Regions from separate parts of the Homo sapiens genome. Here region 2 is linked to region 1. The links are chromatin loops, found by intact Hi-C in ENCODE. Cell type or tissue: PC-3. All regions are shown on one strand. Links, peaks and the distances in the headings refer to the core of each region. The heading gives the core; the rest is flanking DNA. Region 1 holds the start of IL1RAPL1 (interleukin 1 receptor accessory protein like 1). Region 2 overlaps IL1RAPL1 (interleukin 1 receptor accessory protein like 1).

Region 1 (9,883 bases), core at 1-8,000:
AACACAAGATTTGCCAAACACCAAACATCATATCTGTTGTAAGTCAAAGTACATCCCAAACATTTCAGTGTGTAACAAACTAACAAATTCTGAAATATAAATCTTCAAAGTTCAACTGTTCTTTAAAATGTTTTATCTAATAGCCATTTTAAAAGTAATACTGATTTGTTCACATATGTTGCAAACATAATGAAAATTCAATTTAAAATTTTCTCTAGTTTTAGGAATACCGTGATTACTTATCTGCTAAATCTCCTTACTTTGCTGAAGCAACTGGTCAGGAAGCAAAATTGATAGCTTTCATATTCATAAATGGTATTTCTTTTTTTCCCAAATATTTTCTAACCTAACTACATGACTGCGGCTGACAAAATGGAAATAAAATAGAAAATAGATGTTACATTTCAAATTACCCACTGCCATCATGTTTAAATGCTTTCCTATTAGACAAAGCTTTTTATTACTAATGTGTAGGATACTTAAGAAAAATGCCATAACCTGCCTTAGTTACATAATCTTCCTAAAGAAAGTAACAGCTTATAAAGTGCCATTAACATGATTGAAACTATCTTTCCTAATAGAAGTATATGCAGTCTTCAAGTAAGGAGTTAGCAATTACATATGTATATTTGCTTCACAACCAGTGTCTTTTTGTACAGAATCTTTTTCCATCCTGCTATTATTTCCATCTCCTACTGAGCTTAGAAAACCTATGCCCTGCTTGGTAACATATGTGTGGCTTACGTCAGAAAACAACTGAGGAAGTCATTTATAAAATATTGAAAGAAGGAGTAGGAAAAATCATTACAGACTATATTTGTGCACATAGTTGGAAACCAACAGCCTGGAAGCAGCTGTTGTGCTACCCTGACCCCTGAAGGAAGGAATCAGGAGTTAAATTCACATTCAATTTCCTACACAATATGAACGCCAAACCTCCCAATCCACTGGCACAATACATCAATGTTTGTGCATGTCCTGCAGAAGTATGAAAGTCACCTCAAATATCAGACCTTAGAATTTCATTCCCCAATCCCACCATTCTGACTCAGGGTGAGCAAATCTTTTCAAAGTTACTTAGAGGGTGTCTAGATTCTGCATCTTACTCCTTAGGACTGGAAGGAAATGGAATATGAGAAATAAAAGAAAAACAGAAAAAAATCATCTCATCTCCCTGACAGAAAAGTCGTTTAGCCCTCTTTGTAAAATAAATGTAAAGAGAAATAGGAAATAGCACAACTAGATAATAAGGTGATTCAACTGAACAGGGTTAGGATTTCAGAAGTTTCATTTTTTGTGAATATGTGATCTATTGAGGAGAAAACAGATCCTAAAACAGTAGAAGGCCAAAAGGACCTGATGTGTATCTTCTTTAAAAAAAATCACAACTCCAGATAAAACATGAGGGAAAATGACATTTTATTCTGCAGTATTCCCTTCTCTGCACAGTGAGCACAGTACATTTATCTCATATGATGGTAAAAGTCTTTGGCAGCTGCAACCTGTCTTTTAAGCCATTCAATAAGTGAAACTTGAACATGGATTGCTCTTTTTTTCTGGGATTTGTGTTAATAATGAATCCAGTGCCATTTAATTTGTAATTTAACAGGGTACTGTTACCTTTGAATGCTTTTACTTCTCTTTTCCCAGAAGGTTAAAATGGCCCAGAAAGAGATTGTCATGGTTAAGATAAAGGGACAAAACAGTCATTTCTGACACGCTGTGGAAGCAATCATCATTTTTATGAGGGAACCACCAGGCTGAAATCTGCATCAAGCTCTACCAGGAAAAATGCAAGAAAGGACCCTAAATATTCATTCCGTTCACAGTCATCATTTCAATGAATTTAACTTTCCATTCAGTTGGGGTCATATATTTCAATCCTAGGGTAAAGAACTATGACCTTGGCTGGAATCATCAGTCCCAGTTACTCAATGGGGCACTTCTGAAACATCGCAGACTCATTTTGACTCTCCACGGGTGTGGCTAAAATTGGTCCTGTCCAGCCCTAAAGCTTATATGATCTGATGTCCCTCCGAAACTCACTATGAGAAAACTCATGCAAAATTTGCCATAGAGATCAAGGTTTACAGGACCCTTGGAGCTAATCTCTCTCTGCCCTCCTCCTCTGTTAGCTGTTACAAGCCTTCAAAAGTTAACAGGGTGATGGAGCCTCTCTCTATACAATCATCTCATCTCACTATCGTTGACTGAAACTCGCTGATGTAATGAAGTTACATAATCACCGATTATGCACGACTTCCATCCATCTTCCTACATATCCACATATCTTCTCCCCTCCCCTTTGGATCAATCTACCAGGTGAGATTTATAACATATGTAAATGCTCCACTCTCTCATCACAGGCACTGAATATGGAACTTTAGCATTGCAGTACAGTGCACTGAACCACGTCATCAATATTGATTTCTTTATCCCATTTCCCAGGCAGAATATGCTTAAACATCCTTAGTGTTCTAGTCTCTAACTTTTTACCGAAAGGGTAAAATAGATGTAGCAGACAGGACACATCTTCAACTTAAGGTTAGGGGAAGTATGTAATTAATTGCCTGCATTTCCCAAGCTGGCTGCATTGCAATAAAAGGACGGTCTCTGCTTTCAGACCTTCGACTCCCCTGCACGTGGGTCTCAGCTTCAGCTATTTAGGATATTGGGTAAATAATTATATTATTGGGCAATTGAACTTGAGAAAGAAAGCACTGTGGTGATATTTAAGATAATGTTGCCTTATTCTTCTCTATGTTAGCCATCATTTTTAGCTTTTTCTTTTCTTTTCCTTTTTTCACTCTGAGTGATAATCCAGTAGATAAAAAAGTAGCCCAGGGCGCTTAATAATCTCCAGTAACCACAACCTAGAGAACAATTAACGATGATTATCACCTTAAAGTTTAAGAACTTGACAAGTGGGATGTCCCTGGTCCCATTGCGGCTGTGAAATGCAGCAGAATGCTGCACTGAGTTGAAAACATATTTCTTTTAATGCATAGAGAGTAGCTCGTTTCATTTTAAATGGGGCTCTTCACTAAGTGTTTCTTTTACTGCTGCTACCCCTTCCAGAACGCAGGGGCCACAAATATTACATTCAAACAAAGAGTGTCTACCCAGAATTAATTCAAGACACTCTTCCATATCAAAATAATTGGGGGAGAGAGTGATACTTTGATTTTCAATTGCACTCAGAATACGGGCACACATACATATACACACACACGCACACACACATACACACACACACACACACACACACACACACACACACACACATATCAACACACCCAACTGCAGTTATTCCATTCAGTGCCAATAACGGCCACATCACAGCCATCAATGCGATGCAGCAATCATTCAAGTCACCCATTCCCATTACAAATGCCCAAGTTTGCTCATGCCACTGATGGGTTTGCATATATAAAATGACCTTACCCACAACAGTCTTCCAAATTATTCTCCTCTGGATATTAGTCGGTAAGGTAATTGCTGGTCATCACAATGCGTATTCAGAAAAATCCACGTTTTACTCCTGTGTTCTTTTTCTTGTTTTTGCTAGCAATTAATATTGTGAACAAGATTCCCATTCACAAATGCCAAGTTCACCATAAAAGCAGATAATTCCATACAGATCTTCCCTACAAGACTGTCTCCAGTTAGTTCTCAAAGTGCCCGATTGTTTGCTGAAGATACAATCCAGGTGCAGAGCAGGAAAAAAAAAAACAGACTAGGAGAAAAATGAAGAGGCAGATAGAAAAGGAGAGACTGAGAGAGGAGAGAGCAGAAAAAGAGAGGGGAAAATAAGAATAATTCTTAAAAAATAAGGAAGGAAAAAAGCCGATAAGTGAGAAGTCTGCGAGCTCTATGACAAGAATTGGAGTGTTGCTTGCAAATCTTCTGAGTACATGCAGCCTTTCAAATCCTCCTGGTCCCCAAGTAAAATTTCCAGATCCGGGATGCAGCCATAAGAAAGAATCCTATGTATATTTCACAAGTATCCCGCAATAACAGATCCGACGGGGTTTTCCTTGTACAGTACTGCTATGTGAAAGCACACAACCCCTGCTGTTTGGGAAGGTGTCTCCTGGGTCCTAGCTCTCCTCAGCAGCCCCCAAAAATGATTTTTCAAAAAAGAGTCGGGGGGGGGGGTGGGAAAAGCAGCTTTGCGTTTGCCTTGAATGATGCTAATCCTGAGCGAAAACCACAAGCAAAACACGAATAGCACGAGATCTTGATTAATAGCCACAATCCACTCAAAATATCCCAGGGAAGAAGGAGCGAAAACAAGAAAGAGAAACTGCAACGCATAAATGATTCCAGTGTTTCTACAAGATCGGTTCATTTGATTGAATGCATTCTCTGGTTTGCTGCAAGTCATAAAGAGGATAGTATTACTGCCACCCAATGGATATTTTAGTACTAGCCAATCCACAGACAGCCACCGCTTTGCGAGTTTGAGTTCTCAGAAGACCGAAGTGGAAGGAAGGTAGCCTGGGAATCTTTTGGAAAGGACCCTGGGAGGCTTCAAATAACGGAAATCTGTTCTTCCAGGCAAAAGCAGACTGGCAAATTTGGATGCTTATACAGTCTTGCCTTAGCCACCTTAGAATTATGGTTCCATTTCTCTAGGAAGCAGAAAGATACAGAGAGTGATGCCTAAGCCGACACACTCTTGATAACCTCCTTTTCATCTCTTCTCTTTGAAGCAGATTTATTATTGCGCGCGACCCTCCCACCCCCATCACTGTCTCCCCAACGCCCCCATTCTCCGTATCACTTTAAGATGGATTACAAGAGAGAAGGGGTGCGGGGGCTGCTCCAAACAAACCTCAGGTGCTAAGATGATAATTGTTTCTAAAGGGCAGTTTTGCAAAAGTGCCTCTGTCTGTATTGATATGCAAACTGTGAGTCCTTCAAGCAGTAACCCTCCTCACAGCCGCGCTTTCAGTTTGGGGGAGGAGCAAAATCTTCCCTAAGTGAGTGGGGCTTGGGAGAAGGGTGCCTGTGGAAGGCTCTCTGGGAGTGCGGGGTGGGGGTGGGGAGTGGGAGGAGGAGCGGAGGGGAGGGTATTGAAGAGGATCCTCCTCCCATCCACCGCGTAATTGAGTTCCCTGCAAAAGAGTTCGCTGCTGGTTTCTGAGATGAATTTGTGATGAAGAAAGAGGGTCAAAGTAGGTACGGGTAAATACATTAGGTTATTTGCTCAATTTAAGGTCCTTGACCATTTACATTGGGATAGTATAACACTCACATGTGATTCCGTGATTCTCAAACTTTGATGTACACACCGTCACCTGGGTGTCTTGTTAAAATGCAGATTCGGATTCGGTACATCTGGAGTGAGGCCTGAGACCCTGCGTTTCTAATAAGCTCGCCCGTGGCCCATAATAATGTTGCTGGGCTGTGGACCACATTTGGAGTAGCAAGACCCTTAAAAAATGTTAATGTTTACACTGCAGCAACAGTGTCAGTTTCCGGCAGCTGAGTAGGCTGGATGATTAAAAGGCAGCGAGCCGCTTTTCTAGTTACTTCTCTCCCTCTCCCCACCCTGCAACCTTTCCCATTCAACACCGGCAGCCCATGTACTTAAAAACCTTAACCCATTTTGTAATGTATCCCACAAGCTTTTGTAATGGCAGGCTTAACCGGATAAACCAAAAATAGAATAAATAGGTAAAGTAGCCTTGGCCCTTCAGAACTGTTTTAATTTGGGGAGTAAAACACGCATCAAGATAAAGAAAACACTTTAAAAATTAGGTAAAATGTGAGCTAAACGAATACAAACTAAGCGCGCAGGTGAGAATAACAGCAGGCAGGGAGACTAGACAGGGAGGTAAAACTGTATTTCGAAAAAAGGAGCAGTACACTGAAATTTCCAACCTAAGCAGAGGGAAAATGTGGTTAAAGTCGGTAGGCAAGTCTTACAAGGTTTCTTTGAAGCTAACTCACCCATGTTCACATCTTCTGTGCCAGTGTTTTTCTTCCCTCTGCTTCTTCCCCACATGCTATAATTCAGCCTAAACTGAAGATTAGAAGTGAAGAGGAAATATATTCCCCTCCTTTCAACGTGAGTGATCTAGATTTTCTATACCTTCCATCACAGTCCTCTAGTTGACCCAGTTGAATGTGAATAGACCTCAAGCAGACCTGGAGGGGGGCACAAGTAACAAGTGTAAATGTAATTGCTTCAAGCAAAATTTAAAAGTAAACGTCTTGACCGTAGGCTCCAATCCTAGATTTGAGTCTAAATTCTACTCCTAAGTAGCCATAATTACCCAAGGGAATCACTTTAATTTCTCTTGGCCTCAGTTTCCTTGTCTATAAAATGACAGGTTGAAATTAACCAGTTGCCAACGTGCTGTCCAGCTCCATATGGTACAAAAATCACGTCCTCTCTTTGAAATGTTCTGCAAGTCAGTTTGTTACTGTACACAGAGAAGGAGTTATGATTATTACCTTGACATGGGCTGCAGAGAGCATCTAGAAGCTTTGAAAAGCATCTCGAGGACACAGGTGAACATTTGACCACTTCAATCCTATTTCAAGAGATGATTTAAAGTGCTTTCATTTCAAATGAAATGATCAGATCCAGGAAAGGAAGTGTTTGTTTGAATCTGAGGTGAAGCATTGTCTATTCCTGGATCCTACAGAGCCAACTGTGGGCCTCGCTGTTTGTTGCCATGGGATCCTCTTTGTGCGAACTATCTTGAACTGTGTGGGAACATTTTCCTCTTGCCTCCCTTCAGTTCTCTAACTCTTCTGAAGATATGTGTCAGAACAAAATGTAGCTGCATTATTGCCAATTAAGACTAACGGCAGCTGCAAGGTGCATCTAATTAAGAATTTTAATTACTTCACTGAATTCTCATTTGCAGATGTTTAGAGCATTCAACAATGTATTGTGATTTTTATTTTAAAATCTGAATAAAGCTGACCTCCCTCCAAAGGAGGGTGGAAAACTACACAACCCAATGATGGATATTTTTAAAAAAGAGTCTTTGACATGGAAAGTATATACCTTGATATATCATTTGAGAATATGCGACATTATATTGAGGATGAGGAAATAGAGTGCATATCCATAAATATGCCTTTTTTACTAAAGGAAAAGGCAAGCAAATCACAAAATACTGGAAACAAATTGATAATTTACTATTCAAGTAGAATCCTTGCATGCTACATAGTTCTCAAATATTCTGTTCTTTTTCTTTCCAGTAATATGATGGTTAACTGTAGGTTTGGCACTGCAGTATGGGGATTGTAGGCTATAATGCAAAGCATTATGGGGTTTGTAGTAAAAACTGGCTGCAGATCAATTCCATGCTTCTAGCTTTTCTCAGTTGAAGAAACTGCTGTTTTATTTTCTAGTAATAAAGAAGAATGTCAAGATACTGTACATTAGATTCATTTTAATGAAACAAGGTTGGTATTAATGGGAGTATGAAATTAAAGGTTAGCTACAGAAATATTCTGACTTGGGAGATGGAGAATATAACCCCACTTTACAAACCCCAAAATAAACTGAGTGAGCTATTTCCTAATATTACTATCCTATAGTTAAGGTTTCAAAAATCACTTTCATTGTTTTAGTAGTAAAACGTGAGAAAATATCAAATTTGGTATTTACGAAAGAGAATGATCAACACCTGAAATGAACTCAAGTTCTTATTGATTCTGTCTTTAACTATTGGTAGTTGAAATTTAATTCTTCACATTTCACGTCATTGAAGGCTATAATAATAGTTTGCTTTAGCGCAGCTTTTTGTGGATGGAGGCTTCTTTAAAGAGAGAAAGAGAGCCTACTCAGCTGCCAGCCACTCAGTGAAGTGAACAAGAGTTTTATTTAATCTACCTTTTTAGATACTTTTTATATAAAATTACTCTGAATATTCAGAGTAGCTTCTCTTTTTAATAAAATCCTTAAGGCTAGAATATCCTTAAGGTTAGGAAATATGTCTGAATTGGGTTATTTTATTCAGTTTAAATTTAATTATGGAAATGTATAAATTAAGAAGTTATAATTCAGTTCATTTTTGTGTGCAGATGATTCTATGTAGATAAATACATAATTTACAGAGGTTTTGATTTAATTCTGTTGGCAGTTTATTTCAAAGTTCACTAAACATTTTCCATATGATATGAATTCAAAGTCTAGCTCCCCACAATGCTCTATGAAATCAGCCCCCCTTTTGTTTTGAAGGCTAAAATACGTCTCTTCAAAGCCTCTTCCATCTGTGAAAGTTTCGATTATCATGCTAAGTTACTTAGAAGGTATTTTATACCTGAGGTTGCTTCTTTTTCTCTTTCTCTCCTTAAAGAAGCCTCCATCCACAAAAAGCTGCGCTAAAGCAAACTATTATTATAGCCTTGAATAAATGCAAAATCAAGTACTCTTCATTTTCAGGCCTTTTGCCAGCAATATTCATTTGAACCCACCACCACATATTCTCAAATGAGGTACAGACAAAGACTTGAGCATTTCAGCAAAATTCCACCATAAAGTTCAGGAATAATAAAGAATGCTATGAAAAAGCAAACAGCAACAGGAAAGAAAAATGCCATGCCTGCTTTTCTTTCAGATTTCTAAGTTTTGAATCATAAAAATATATAAATATATATCTTCTTGAATGCAGTTTACATTATTGTTCATACTGTGAATATTTCTTTTATGGTCATAAAAATAAAAGCAATGCCCCAAATGAAACACTGTGTACATAAGCGATGCAAATGCATCCCCGGTGGAAAGCCGGCTGGCTGCTGGTGGGAGGGTATATTTATACAGTGCCTTTCATTTGGAAGGTTCCCAAAATGATTTGCAAACTGTATATAGAGGAATGGCTCACCATGGAAATTCACCCACTTCCAGGAGAGAATGCAGAAGTCATTCCATGCTGACAGCCAGTTTAAATAAAACCGCAGAACAATATTTCAGGTGGGTGAAATATTAAAATTGTAATTGATTCAGGAAATGTGCCCTGGAAACCCACTATGTGCCAGGCATGGTTCAAAGTACTGAGGGTATCATTATGGATATATCTAGTTCAGTTTCCTGCTCTCCTAAAGCTTACATTTTATTAAAATCTAACCAGAACTTGGGAGTTACAAAGACCTATTTCCTGGTGAATTTCTGATCTCTGCATAGAGTTCTGCTGAAATAGACCACTTGCACTTTTTATATGTATTTATATCAGACTTCATGATATCCAGGACACAGAACCTGTGGCATATCTTCTACTTCAAATTGAACGCACAAAAAAATAGCTTCAGATATTGTGGTTGAAGCAGGTAAAATAATAATATTTCCTGCATTGAATGCTTTGGGGGTGGTAGGGCAGAATTCATACTCTTCTGGGTTTGGGAAAATAAATGAAACGGTATTGATGTAAATATATGGAAGATCACTTCCTCTGAAATGATTCAGGGCATTTCACGGTAATTACAGCGTATAAAATAGGTTTGATGAAGGAAGAGAACAGTGTGAGCTAATGTTTCCAAGTATAAAATATGGAATCAAATTTCAGTATCACTCAAATTACCTAGATTAATAATATTTTTCAGAGGAAAATAGATTGGGAAAAGAAGGTAAGGCAGGGGCTGTGAAAGTTCAGCCCAGACTAGCTCTGTGTACTCACAGCCATCACCCTCTTCTCTGTAGTTTGCTTCTAAAGGCCAGCACCCATACCCTCTTTAACAATTGCTCTTGGGCTACTAGCACTGTGTGTCATGCCTGTGATGAGAACAGGAAGTACCTGGAATTTGAAACCCTCTTCCACCTTACCCAAGAACTGACTGATGTGGAAGTATGAAACCCTGGCTCTTTTTACTATAGTTTGAAAAAACTCTGTGGTGCAATTTATACTCCAAGCTCTCCCTC
Region 2 (8,000 bases), core at 1-8,000, 210 kb before region 1:
CAGTGCTTTCAGCTTCAGCTATTACAATTTCAGCAGGGGATTATACACAATAACCATGAATGGTCAGGTCACCCTGCCAACTAAAAATAAAGCTTTAATTCCTCCTTTTCAGAGAAATGTAAACTCTAATGAAACTATTCATTTCATGTAAGTTAAAATTATTCATTTGCTTATATAACAATTGGTCAAATAATGCTATGTGTAAAGCCTCATTAATGAACTTAACCTATATAGAGATCATTCCTCAAGGAGTTTCTGGTATCAGAGAAGAGTTATGACATGCATGTACATTGCCACAGGAAAATAGAGAGTGCTGTGATGAGATTTTTCAGTGTTCTTAAATCCAGAAATGAAATACAAAGATGTACTGAGTACTGATTATGCAATGACTCTTTTAAGCATAGCGATTACAAAAGATATATATATATATACATACATATATGTATACATATAAAAACGGATAAAGATGTTTTTATACTCAACGAGCTTATACTATTTAGTTAGGTAAATAAAACAGATATTTTTAAAATGCAGCGATCATATATTCTTATTGTTTTTGAATCCTCAGCAACTGGCATATAGGAAAGCTGCAATACAAGTGTGTTTTGTGAATTAATAGTTAACTGTGTGTATATTTGAGTGGATACATGTGCATATGTGTGTATGCATGTAGGTATACCACAATTTAGCACTACATACTAAAAGAAACTTGACATCTTAAAAAAATAAAAAGCTTCTCCCTGTGTTAACTTGAAGTTCTTCACTGAGATTATCAAGGCAAGACCCATTGATACAATACTTCATTATAGGCACAAGGGTAGAAGACATTTGAAAGAACCCTACAGTGGACCCAAACGCAGATTTTTATTTCAGATGTACAATTTGTCAGTCGGAATCCACACTGCAAAAGATACATCATTTTGAAAACCCAAAAATGTATTTGACCAGGAAAAATATAGACTAGAAATATAACATTAGCTACTAGTTCTCAACAGAATTTTTAACTTAATAAAAGCAGCTGGAATTACCTTCCACCTCCCTCTCTTCACTGTACAATCACCTGCTAGTTTTTATTACTTCCAGTTTTTACTAGCAATCAAATCCATCTCTCTTTCTTTTATTCCTGCTGTTACTGGCTCAGTTCATGACTTTCTTACCTGGACTACTGGCCTCATTTCCCACTCTCTTGTCTTAGAGCTCTTTCCAATCTATCTGGTCAGGTTATTCCTACTAAGCTCTGCTGCAATTTCTTCAATGGTTCCTGACTTCCTAGAGCATAATATTAGCATTTCTTGTCATGTCATACAAAGTCCTTGTGATATGGCTCCCATCTATCTTTTTCCACCTTTTCTCCTGACACTCCCTCATCACTTATTCTGTACTGTGCCCTGATATAGATGTATTCCATCCATATCAAACTATTTTATGTAAAAGCTACTCTAATATACCACTGTGATTGACAGAATAATGACTCTCCAAAGATGTCCATATCTTAATTCCTAGAACCTGTGACTGTTAAGTGGCAAAAGGAACCTAGAAGGTATGATTAAGTTAAGGATCATGAGATGGAGAGATCATTCTGGATTAAAGTGGTGGGCCCAATGTAATCACAAGGATATTTACAGGAGGGAGGCAGGAAAGTCAGAGTCAGAGAAGGAGATGTGACAGTAGAAGTAAAGGTTACAGAGACTGGAAGATGCTATGCTGATGATTTTGAGTTCAGGAAGGAGCAACAAGACAAGTAATACAGGTGGTTTCTAGAAGCTGGGAACAGCAAGAAAACAGATTCTTCCCTGGAGCCTCCTAAAGGAATGCATCCCTGCTGATACCTGGATTTTAGAACTTCTGACCTTCATCACCATAAGATAATAAATTTGTGTTGTTTTAAGACACTAAATTTGTGGTGATCTGTTACAGCTACAATAGGAAAGTAATATACTATACATGTATGATATCTCATATCACTTATTTTTTGCAAGGTATTTAATAGCAGAGGTGGTAGATTGTTCATCTTTTTTAATCCCCCAGAGAATTCAGTCCAGTTGCTTGTTTACAGTATGTTTTGTCTGAAAACATTTGCTAAATACAAAGAATAAATTAGAACTGACTAGTGAATATGAAAGGACAATGCCTATAGCACCACCAGTTCCAAAGACATGACAGATACATGGATTTTATAAAGTAAAAAGGCATGCAGTTACAAAAATAAGCACTCCATATGTTTCTTAAAAAAATCAGCAAAGTTATGAGGAAATTATATAAACAATTTTCAGGATATGATTCATAGGTATAGAAAACTAAGAATGATCAAATTAATAAAGATAAATCATATTGCCTTGGTTTCTATTAATAAAATTTTCCACAAGTTTGTTTTTTAAATAAAGAATACAAAAGGCAAGTTTCTACAAACAAATATCTAAACATTTTAACCTTTTTTATGCCCAGGCATAGCTGATGTGAATCAATGTTATCAAGCACTTGGTATATACTAGGAATTCAATAAATGCTTGTTAACATTGGTGTACACAACCTGTTACTTTGTCCTTTAAGAAGAAGTAGGTTCCATGCATAAAATCCTAAAAGAAACACACGTAATCAAGTACAGTTGTACATATTTTAGATGAGTGCTCATAACAGGAAAAATATTCTTATCAAAGTTTGAAAACATTGGTAGCATGCTAATATTTTCGTGTGTGGGGGGTGTATTATATGCCTTTCGTTTGAAAACGCATTTATAACTGTTAAGACCCTTTGAAAATTTTTCACTTTAAAAAAACAAAACATTGCCGACCAATAATTTCTCTTGGTCTTCATTCTTTGGGACATGCAGATAAAAGTAACTGCTTTTTCAAGGTAACTTTGCCTGATGACTAGTGCTTTCCATTTAGCTTGATTCTACCTAGGCCCTCCCATCTCCTATTCCAAGGCCTGTCCAATAGACCAGCAGGAAAACCTAAGTCGTGAAGCACACATCTATCCACACAAGATCTTCACTTCCATATTCTTCTCAGCAGCTCTTATTTATAATAGTGAGCAACTAAAATCTTTAATGACTTTTTCTCCTTTCGACACCTGAATTATTAAAATGACAAGACCTTAATGACAGCAATGTATTAAAAGAGGATTTTTAATAAGTCTATAATATCAATGCACTTGTCAAAATAATTTGAATTCTGGTAATATAGGGCTACAAATGGACATGATGCTAAGATCATAAAAATACGATATTTTTATCTCCTTACAAGATCTCAATGAACATTTCTATTATAAAAATGTAGCAAAATATAGGAGAAATATATATATACTCTTTATAAAACCTAAGGCAATAAATCAGGGCAAATAAATGTTTGAACAGTATTAAGATCAAGTAAAATAATCACTGAGCAATAATTCATCAGAAGTTTTCTTCCCATGTTTATTTCTCCCTGTGTTCTGTGTTTATTACCGCATTTTCATCAATCCTAAAAAGCCACAAGATGGCATTGGAGAGTACAATTGCTTTATAGAACATATTTATAGAAAAAATTGGAAGAATCCTCTTTTCAGATAGTTGCATTTTTTCTGATATGACAATATATTTCAGAAAAATATTAATGCACCAGAGTATGAAAATCTTTCTTCATCATTGATAAGAATAATTTTTCTTTACTATTTACAACATAATATTTGGAATACAAAATAAGTGGAATATGCATTAAGAACTTAAAGTAAGATGCCAATGGCAGTACTTTATTGAGCTCAAGGTAGCAAAACTAATTTGGAAATATTTTAGTACAGTTAGTAAAACATAAATGACAATTGAATAGTGTTGAGAATACTCACAAGAGGCTCACTGACATTTTTTGAAGAAATATTTATATATAACCCTCAGAGATTTTAAAACTTGGCAAAGTTATTCACTGTCATCGCCTTAAGGCAACATTTCCCATGCAAGGTGTCTTGCATAGATGTCTTAAGAGACCATAACTCTACAAAAAGAAATTTGCCTTAAATAAGCAAAAATAGACTAAAACATGGTTTGGTATTTGAAACTGACAAACCAAATTTTACTTAATCACATCACCACATGCAAGGAGAAGTATCTTATTTTTAATTTGGCTTTCTAATGATATACTGTGTGCTATTTAAAAAGAAATAAAAACTAATTTTTTTTTCTCTTAACAGAACCTTTGTTTTAAGCTAATAACATCCTCCACTCTGTAGTGCTGACTCAAACTGTATAGCACAAAGTTAAATGTAGCTAACAATGGGCCTCAGGTACTCTGGTCACAAACTCTGCCTTTTTAAACGTGTGATCAATTTGCAAACATGTAAAATAAGTTACAGAAAAAAGTGTCAGGTATATACTTAGTATGCATTGAAAGTGCTCAATAAATATTTGTGAAAGGAACAAAAAGATGAACTATTATTTGTATGGACAATGTTGTAGTGCAAAACTTTATGAAAAAGGAAACCAAAGATATGACAGCTTCAGTTAGGGACATGTTCCCAATCAACAAGGCTCGTTAGCAGCTGCATTGAAACCCAAGTGTTTTAATTTCCACTGCTGTGGGTATTATAAGGTAGGTGCAAAACTAATTGCGGTTTTTGCCATTGAAAGTAATGGCAAAAATTGCAATTACTTTTGCACCAACCTAATATAATACTCATCAGATTAATGTAAGCCACTTCTGAGATACTAACTAAAAAGATGTAATTTTTGTGATCATCACTGTGAATGAAAGTTGGAGTGTAAATATTAGCTGTCTGTAGACCTTTCCTGGAACTTACGATACTTAACATGAAGATTAACCGTGGAAAATTATAATACACTTGTAAGCTATCTTCCATATCTGTATTTATGAAATGAAAAAACGAAAATTAAATCAGTATCACCCTTCCTTCAGGAGGTTTATCTATGGCAAAACATGTTTTAATTCTTGCTAAAAGAAGTTTTTGATTGGAAAAAAAAAGAAGTTTTTGATTGGAAAAAATTTTATCTATACTATTATATCTGTACTAATGTACAATTCTTTTCATTAGCATGGATGACCACAAGTTTTATACTCGTTTTACCTAAATAGAAAAAGCATAATTTCTAAACAGTTAAACAAACTTTAAAAAGTAAAATCCCTGGCCAGGTGTGGTGGCTCACGCCTGTAATCCCAGCACTTTGGGAGGCCAAGCAGGGGCGGATTACGAGGTCAGGAGTTCGAGACCACCCTGGCCAACATGGTGAAACCCTGTCTCTACTAAGAATACAAAAATTAGCTGGGCATGGTGGCGGGTGCCTGTAATCTCAGCTACTCAGGAGGCTGAGGTAGGAGAATCATTTGAACTCTGGAGGTGGAGGTTGCAGTGAGCCGAGGTCACACCATTGCACTCCAGCCTGGGCGACAGGGCAAGACTCTGTCTCAAAATAAATAAATAAATAAATAAATAAATAAATAAATAAATAAATAAATAAAATCCCTTTAATATGCAAAGGCCCTTTAATATACTGATTTTGTACAATATATACTTTTTAAAACCTGACATCAACTTCTTTCAGACTCCGTTGTCTCTCCACCCCTACATTTTCCTGAATCTTCATTTAATGACGTATTTTCAGTTATCTGACACAACTTTCCAAAGAATGTAACATGATCATTCTTTCATTTTGAAACTTTCTCCACTCTTGGTTTGCAGGAACCAAAACAAGTAAGGTCTCTTTCTTCCTCCCTTAGCTTTCCCTTAGTCTCTTTCCCTGACTGGCTGCTCTTTCTCTGCCAGCCTCTTCAGGGCTAGTGTTCCACAGAATCCTTGATCCTCACCCTTTCCCTTTTCTTTTCCTCTTCTCTCTCTGCATGTTTTCCCTGGATAATCTCATTCCATCATGTTGCTCTCAATATGAGGACAATTTCAAAATCCATACCTCTTGCTTTGACATTTGCAGTGTGAACAGTGGTCCCCCAAAAGATATGTCCGCCAAGACCTGTGCATATGAATTTATTTGGATAAAGAATCTTTGTGGATGTAATTAAGGTTACAGATCTCAAAATGAGATCATGCTGGATTTTCCCAGTGGATCCTAAATCCAATGACAGGTGTCCTTATAAGAGAAAAGCAGAAGGAGATTAAAGACACAGAGGGGAAGGCCATGTGAAGATGGTAGCAGCTACAACCCAAGGAAAACTGAAGCCACCAGAAGGTGGAAGAGGCAAGGAAGTTTTCTGTCACAGAGCCTTCAGAAGAAGTGTAGCCCTGCTTATACTTTGATTTCGGGCTTCTGGCCTCCAGAACTGTGAGACAATAAATTTTATTGTTTTAGGTCACCCAGTTTGTGACAATTTGTTACAGAAGCCACAGGAAACTAGTACAATTCCAGACCAATAAATCCATTAGCTCAATACTTCCAGTGACTACCACAGCTTGTATGTTCCGAATTGACTTCATTCCATCCACTCTCCCCGCAAAAATTGCCATTCATCTTCTCTCTGTAATTGGCGACACCATCAATATAACCTCTCCTCGAATTATTTCACAATTCATCTCCAAACACTCACTAGATCCTATATATTCTTCAGAAATTTATTTTCAGTGCCTTTGATTGCTTTTCAGGCCCTCAGTATATGTAAATACGATTTTTATCGAGTCCCTTACTGGTCATTCTGGAATCCCACCCTAGTCTTTTCTACAGGGAGTGTTACATGTCAAACACCAGGTTTGACCATGCCATTTTCATGTATGATCCTACATAGTTTGATTGTGTGTCTTCCCTTCTCTGCAAAGGCAGCTTTACTGATGGACTCACAAATGTGTGTAACACCATCATACACAAAGCAAGAAGTTTCATCTTTATGGTGTAGAGAAGACACCACAATGAACAGATCTATCAAATCAGAGGCCCAACCACCCAGACTGAATTTTCTACTAAAGGGATTTGCAAAGTTATTAAATATCTCAGCCAAAATATTTTGTTCTCAAGATAAAATCTAAAATTCCTTGCAAGATATTCAAAATCCCTCATATTCTATCCTCAATCTACATTTGGGGCTTCATCTTAGTCACAAAGACCTTACTATTTTCCTTCAATAAGTAGTCATTTCAAGTTTCTGTGCTTTGGGGACCTTTAATATGATGGATGGTATCCCAATCCTCTCATTACAGAATGTTTTTCTTTACCTCTTTCTTTATAACCTCTCACATCTAATTGATCATCTATTTCAATTGAGTCTAACTTTAAAATTGCTCTCTCTTCTGTCTTCACTATTCTCACTGCTATTACTTTACGTCTGGAAATCATTTTCAGGTCAGGTATTACTTTGTTGAAAGGAACACAGACGCCTTTAGCCTACCACAAAGAAAAGGGGGTATTTTTGAAAGTATATGTGTGGAGTGCAGATTAATCTTAAAATGTTCTTAAGATCCAAAGCATCACTAGTATCAGTTTCCTCTTTCTCCTTCCGCATCTCTCATCCTTCCTTTCCCTCTGCCCTGTTTTCTTTCCCTTTTCTTCTTTTGCTACAAACCCTCTGCACCTTTTATCATGCACCATGGATTGCACAGGCCCTTCAGCAAAAGTTTTCAACTTCCCTGTTCTTTTCTCTTCCATTCCCATCTGGCTCCTGGCTGACAATTCTTGCTCTAGTCTTCAACGCATTCAATAGACAGTTTGTTTGAATTGGCTAATTGCCAGTTGCAGTAAGCTAAATAATGTTCTCTAGAAAGATGTCTACTGCCTCATCCCTGAAGCATATGACTATGTCATATTACATGGCAAAAGGTACGTTTCCAATTTGATTAAATTCATGATTTTAAGATGAAATGATTGTCCTGGGTTATCTGAGGATGCCCAATATAATAATGAAGACCCTTATAAGGGAAAGAGAGAGGTAGAAGGGTCAGAGTCAGAGGAGATGTGATGATAAAGAACCTCAAGAACTGTAAGATAATAAATTTGTGTTGCTTTAAGTCACTATATTTGTAGCAATTTGTTAAAACATCAGTAAGATACTGATACACCAGTGTCCCTAATTTCC

Evidence for each region. Hi-C counts contacts between places; a loop is a spot of excess contacts. Peaks named below come from ENCODE experiments on the same cell type or tissue, not always from the same donor. Only the 100,000 strongest peaks of a DNase experiment are listed, where the experiment ranks them.
Region 2: it touches region 1 in a loop (11-fold over the local background); 7 of 110 quality-filtered maps call a loop at or near these places.

What each region holds. Positions count from the first base shown.
Region 1 is chrX:28,581,609-28,591,491 of GRCh38, reverse strand. It overlaps IL1RAPL1 (interleukin 1 receptor accessory protein like 1), which reads right to left and starts at 4,046. Exons shown (of 11, transcript NM_014271.4): 1 at 3,445-4,046. RefSeq lists an enhancer at 1-385. In PC-3, for the core only: CTCF peaks have their summits at 874 and 4,437; a DNase peak (open chromatin) is centred at 4,421; H3K4me3 peaks cover 2,529 bases.
Region 2 is chrX:28,798,295-28,806,294 of GRCh38, reverse strand. The region is part of intron 2 of IL1RAPL1 (interleukin 1 receptor accessory protein like 1); the gene reads right to left. Among named protein-coding and RNA genes, the nearest start is that of IL1RAPL1, 210 kb to the right of the region's middle. In PC-3, for the core only: a CTCF peak has its summit at 3,487 (motif pointing right); no DNase peak of the experiment used is centred there.